2 separate regions of the Homo sapiens genome follow, and region 2 is linked to region 1. Evidence: read pairs that join two places in POLR2A ChIA-PET (ENCODE). Cell type or tissue: GM12878. All regions are shown on one strand. Links, peaks and the distances in the headings refer to the core of each region. The heading gives the core; the rest is flanking DNA.

What was found. ChIA-PET counts read pairs that join two places held together with the same protein. Peaks named below come from ENCODE experiments on the same cell type or tissue, not always from the same donor. Only the 100,000 strongest peaks of a DNase experiment are listed, where the experiment ranks them.
Region 2: POLR2A ChIA-PET joins it to region 1 with 47 read pairs; 14 of 35 experiments call an interaction of 5 or more read pairs at or near these places.

The regions. Positions count from the first base shown.
Region 1 is chrX:13,086,255-13,089,170 of GRCh38, forward strand. All of the region lies in intron 3 of LOC105373133 (a long non-coding RNA gene), which reads left to right. Among named protein-coding and RNA genes, the nearest start is that of FAM9C, 43 kb to the left of the region's middle. RefSeq lists enhancers at 1,101-1,320, 1,391-1,550. In GM12878, for the core only: no CTCF peak of the experiment used is centred there; DNase peaks (open chromatin) are centred at 1,167 and 1,527; H3K4me3 peaks cover 726 bases; H3K27ac peaks cover 2,500 bases.
Region 2 is chrX:13,004,203-13,007,118 of GRCh38, forward strand. No RefSeq gene overlaps it. Among named protein-coding and RNA genes, the nearest start is that of TMSB4X, 31 kb to the left of the region's middle. RefSeq lists a silencer at 7-56 and enhancers at 507-566, 1,900-1,949. In GM12878, for the core only: no CTCF peak of the experiment used is centred there; DNase peaks (open chromatin) are centred at 1,589 and 2,073; H3K4me3 peaks cover 354 bases; H3K27ac peaks cover 2,500 bases.

The sequences.
Region 1 (2,916 bases), core at 157-2,656:
AGAGGAAATGGAAGACGAGTAAGAGAAACCATCCTCCATTTGAGATATCGTGACCCAGCTCTGTTTCCTTTGCTCTCTGTCTGAAGTTAAAAAAAACAAAAACAAAAACAAAACAAAACAAAACAAAAATTAAAAACCCTCAATGGAGAAATATATAAATATTTACAAAGGCTTCTCTTCTATCTACAATACCTTTGTGCAAGATATATCATCTTAAAATCTTGCAATTTGATTGCAGTTGAAATTAATGGTGCAAGAGGTTTTCTTTTTTGTTTGCTTTTTTCTTCATAACGGAAGTGTAATCTCCTTGCAAAGCTTGTGAGCATGCATCCTAAATTGTGAACTTCATCTGCCATGGAAGGGAAAACCTTGACCCAATACCATTGGGATCTAAAAGTGTGATTCCTAGGATTCTGAGCATACTACACGAGATTTAAGGCCCCTTTCAGACTCTGCATTAATGCTTGTTCAGTAGTGATAAATAACATTGATTGGTATTGAGACCAGATTAATAACAGAAGGCAGCTAAAAGGTATTCCCTCTTAGCCTAATTTCCCAAAGGGCATCACTCAGCTGCATTAGTGGGGCGAGGCTCTTCCTTCTCTAAGTGGTGTCTTTAGAAGCTTGAGGGATTATTGCTCAGGGGAAAATGGCTCAATCTGCGGGATTCTTTTTCTTTTTGAGATGGAGTTTTGCTCTTGTTGCCCAGGCTGGAGTGCAATGGCACAATCTCGGCTCACCACAGCCTTCGCCTCCTGGGTTCAAGAGATTCTCCTGTCTCAGCCTCCTGAGTAGCTGGGATTACAGGTGTGCACCACCACGCCCAGCTAATTTTGTATTTTTAGTAGAGATGGGGTTTCTCCATGTTGGTTAGGCTGGTCTCGAACTCCCGACCTCAGGTGATCCACCCGCCTCAGCCTCCCAAAGTGCTGAGAGGGATTCTTAAGAGCAGCTGAGAAAGGGCCCTGCACTTCAGCTGGCTCCAGTTTGTCATCCTTTGTCTGGTATCTTCAGACAAGACATTGCAATAAGAAAAAATAAATACAGTGTGAGAAATCAAATGGTTTTTGTCAAAGTGTAAAAGGGACTGCATCTGACTAACACTGGAGTTGGACAGAAGCCATAAAGGATGTTTTGTGTGAATGTTTCCGGCTGCAAAATCTACCTGACTGTTGCACTGAAACCACAACTATCTATCACATGCTTGTGAGAAACCCCCAGGAGCTTCCTGTTTCGTGTGGGTCGTGAGAAGATTGCACAGCACAGTACAGCTTTCATTGTCTTTGAGCTAATCTTAAGCTAGGAGAAGGAAGGAGAATTCACATTTTGTATGTTTAGTTATTTGTGAAGTCTTTACACCCATAAATCGATTATGTATAAATTAGTATACAGATTCACTACCATGGAGAGGATACTGTGTACATCTGAGGATACTGTGTACATATGGTTGAGTCACTTCACCTAGGCCTTGGGGAGGAGTTGGGGCATCTCCAGGGTAAAGTAATGTGGTTTAGCACGGGGACTTCCAAGGAAGCATCAGTATGAGATAGGGGAACATGGCTGACCAACGGCAAGATGATGCCCCATGATGGAGCAGATGGGATTGGCGTGGGAGGGGTAGTTTGTGAGACCAGAAGACTTGCAATCTCTCCTGCTGAGACCAATACCAACCAAAGAATAATTAGAGAGCATGGAGGACAACATGATCTCATGTGAATCTCACATCATACCTTACAAGTTAACTCTGTGTATCGCCTAAGGAACGGCTGAAGCTTCTTTTCTTGTAAATGACAATAGACACATATCCAGTGCCATTAAGGACAGCATCTGGTCACCCAGTGGCCAATAATGTCAAAGTTCTGATCACAAGGTGAGCAGTTTCCTGAAGATAGAAGAGTACGATGGCCACAGCCATGGGTTCCAACATAGCCACTCTCTGGGGCCACCAGACACCCTCCTCACACTCCGCAGAGTTTGCTTAAATGTGCTCTGAGCTGGATGCATTTGCTAAAGGTTTGTCTCTTCCCCTTTGTTAACCCAAGAAAACAGAAGGACGTCTCAGCTAGACCCCAGCCGCTGCCACCCCATCTCTTCTCCAACTCTGCTCCGGCAGCTGGCGTTTCCTGTGTTCTCTCAGTGGGTTAAGAGAATGGTGGTGGCACATTGTCCCTTAATTAGACTGCAAGAGCAGCCATCTCCTGCTCAACTTGCCTGGGCAATCTTTTTATTCATCATACCTGAAAGTAACAGTAGTGGCTTTTTGTATGGCATATGTTATATGTAATCATGATGACCTTCTTATAAGCAGAAGAGTGGAAAAAATACAGGAGGAACTTAGAACTGACATTCTCACTTCCATCATGTGGATTAGACTATTAGCATGTTGCTGTGCCCCCATTTCATGTTATTAATTAATTAATTAGGGATCAGGTTGGGCGTGGTAGCTCACATTTGTAATCCCAACATTTTGAGAGACCAAGGCAGGAGGATCACTTGAGCCCAGGAGTTCAAGACAGCCGGGGCAACATAGCTAGATGCCACTGTTTCCATAAAAAATAAAAAATAAATTCAGGCATGGTGGTATGTGCTTGTGGTCCCAGCTACTTGGGAGGCTGAGGTGGGAGGATTGCTTGAACCTGGGAGGTCAAGGCTGTAGTGAGCTGTGATCGCACCACTGTACTCCAGCCTGGGCAACAGAGCAAGACCCCGTCACAAAACACACAAAAAAGGATCAGCAAGCTTAGGTGAAATATTATTTTCGTAAGTGAATTTTTCATTATGAAAAGTTCAATAAATTTTTCATAAAACAGTATTTTTTATAAAACAATATTTAATTTTCAAAAGCAATATTTAATAACTAAGAAATTTGAACAATATAGGAAAGCACAATGATAAAAAACAAACCCCACAAAACCC
Region 2 (2,916 bases), core at 87-2,586, 82 kb before region 1:
CAGGCTGTTGCAATAATTTTTTTTTTTTTTTTTTTTTTTTTTTTGCGACGGAGTCTCGCTCTGTCACCCAGGCTGGAGTGCAGTGGCGCGATCTCAGCTCACTGCAAACTCCGCCTCCCAAGTTCAAGCAATTCTCCTGCCTCAGCCTCCTGAGTAGCTGGGATTGCAGGCGCCCGCCACCACGCCCAGCTAATTTTTGTATTTTTAGTAGAGACAGGGTTTCACCATGTTGGTCAGGCTGGTCTTGAACCCCTGACCTCGTGATCCACCGACCTCGGCCTCCCAAAGTGCTGGGATTACAGGCATGAGCTATCACGCCCAGCTGCAATATTTTAAATATATTTTAGTATAAAGTGAAGGGCCTCTGACGTCCATCTAGTAAGAATCGGGCCACATATTCATAGACTGACAGTTTCAATCTTTGCAGACTTTGTCCTTTGAAGTTTGCTTTGCTTTCTCTTTTCACACTTTGGTAGCATCTTTCAGTTCTCTGCTGCTCCAGAGAGGAACATTATGGCCTCTTGATTGGATGGATAAAGGGTCCAGCCCTGACCCATTGGCTGCTAGAAGGGCCAGGGGCAAAAAGATGACCCCATTAACCACCTTTTCCACCTGTACTTCAGTCTTACTTGCAAATTGTTTTTTCTCATGTCTTTTCATCATAGTCTATACAATCATCTTGTCAACAAGTTATCGTAAAAATTGTTGAAAAGGATCTATTAATTCTCAGCCCAGAGGCTGTCCTTTGGATTTCTTTGTGACTATTGCTTTGGTCTTACATGTGGCTGATATCAGCTTGTTTTGAAAATCCAAACACTAGTCCACATTTTCACCTAGTAAAGTCATTGATGCCTTCTTTGTGGCCAGTTATAAGGAGCTTTTTCATCTAATTCATGATGACCCAGGAACCTTACCTCCATGACAAAAATGTTCCTGGAACTCAGCTTCCCAACGTCATCTCTACTTCAGTTCTTTAGGTTGCCAGATGTTGAAGATAAATCACTTTAACTGTGGTTGCATAGAATTGGTTGGGAATCACATGAGTTTCTTCATGTAAAAACTACCAAGACCTCTGCTTTGGGTCTAGATCCTGGTTTATGCTGCCTTCTTCAAAACTAAGGGGAGATGCTGGGACTTGCTGTTAGCTCCATTTTTTTTTTTAATTGCATGATTCTCTGACTTTGCTGAGGAGTTGTAGATCCAAGTTCAAACATACATTGGCAACTACACCCAAATGCAGCCAAGATACAAGGGTCTACATGTGATACAGGGTCTAATTAGCCATGTGACTTTGGACAGGTCATTCTCTCTGGCTTTGATTTTCTCATTTGTAAAATGATGTATTAAATTGGGGCAAAAGTAATTGCAGTTTTTGCCATTAAAAGTAATGAATTCGGTTCTTCCTAATAATTGAATTAGGTTCTTTCCAGGCCCTTTTCTGGTTCTTTCCATTTCTAAAGGTCTATGATGAATAGGCCAACCATGTCATCATGGGTTCCAGCGCAGCACCCTAGAGCCCCACACCTCATTCCTGGCAGGCACGCACATCTCCAAATAGGGCTCCTTAGTTTTTAAAGAAGGGAAAACGGATAAGGAGAACTGAAACCCACATACTTTCAGTTCTGACTTTGTGAGTTTTGAATTTAAATGCTTTCTCATATGAAACAGTGAGTGGGCAGAAGCATTCTACAAGAAGAGAGCCCTGAAGTTAGATGAGCAATGAGCAATCCCTTTCTGTTGGTGATTCTCTTTTGAAACAAAACGCATCACTGCTCAAAGCTCAACTGCCAAAAAAAAGAAAGAAAGAAAGAGGGAGAGAGAGAGAGAGAGAGAAAGAAAGAAAGAAAGAAAGAAAAGAAAGAAAGAGAGAGAAAGAAAAGCTAAGAGTAAGGAGAAAAAAGAAAAAGAGAGAGAGAACCCACCACCCTGTGCGAACAGCACAGCTGAACAAAGGGAAATAGAAGGTAGTGGCATGTGAATCCACGTGGCCCTTTGCCAACCCACTTGCCTCTCACGCTGCCACACTTGCATATATCAGGGTAATTTCTGGGATGGAGGTTTTTACTGAGCACTTGTTGGCAGAGAGATTTTCTCCCAGTCTCATGACGTTCACAAAAAGCTAGTACTGAGAGGAAAAAACTGCTGGGACTTACATGTAATAGCATCTTCCAAGCAGCTCTATAAGATGACTAACATTTCAGCTGGACACGAGACAAAACTTGGCACCAGAAATGGTGGATGATGGTGCACCACCACTGCTTCATGCAGCCCACTATCGAGGCAAGGGGGTCTGAGCACATTGCCTGCAAATAATATGTTTGCAACTTTTCAATTCATTTGAGTCCTGACTTAAAAAAAAGCGTGCCAGGCAAATGATCATCTGCATGACTTTTCAGAAGGTTTTGCCCTGCTAGCCCTTAAATGATATGTGAAAACAAATCAGGGAGTTGGGGCCATCTGAAATGTAGCTTGAGAGGGTAAGAGAAGATGGAGAGACATGCTAAGGGTTTAAATAGGAGGAACCAATGAGGAAAAGCACATGACACTATTATAGTGGAATTTTGCCTTTTTTTGGCCATTCCTGTATTTCCATAGTTGTAACCATTTGTTACAAGCTATTCCTCTGATTTTTTTTTTTTTTGCATCTTATAAAAGTGAGGAGTCTATAAAAGACAACATTTTGTAGGCCTGCAGCCTTTGCATCTAGTTTTTGGAAATAAGTTGTTACTTATCTGCCTATGAATGCCTTCTCCCAGCTTTCCTCGAATTTTTTGAGGGATGAGGAAAAATTAGTTTCCTTTTAAAATACGGAACCCCTGGAGAACATTTGTTTCTCAGAGAATGATAAACAAGGAAAGGGGATGTGATGCATACAGCAAATTTAAAAACATTATCAGGCTGGATGCAGTGGCTCAT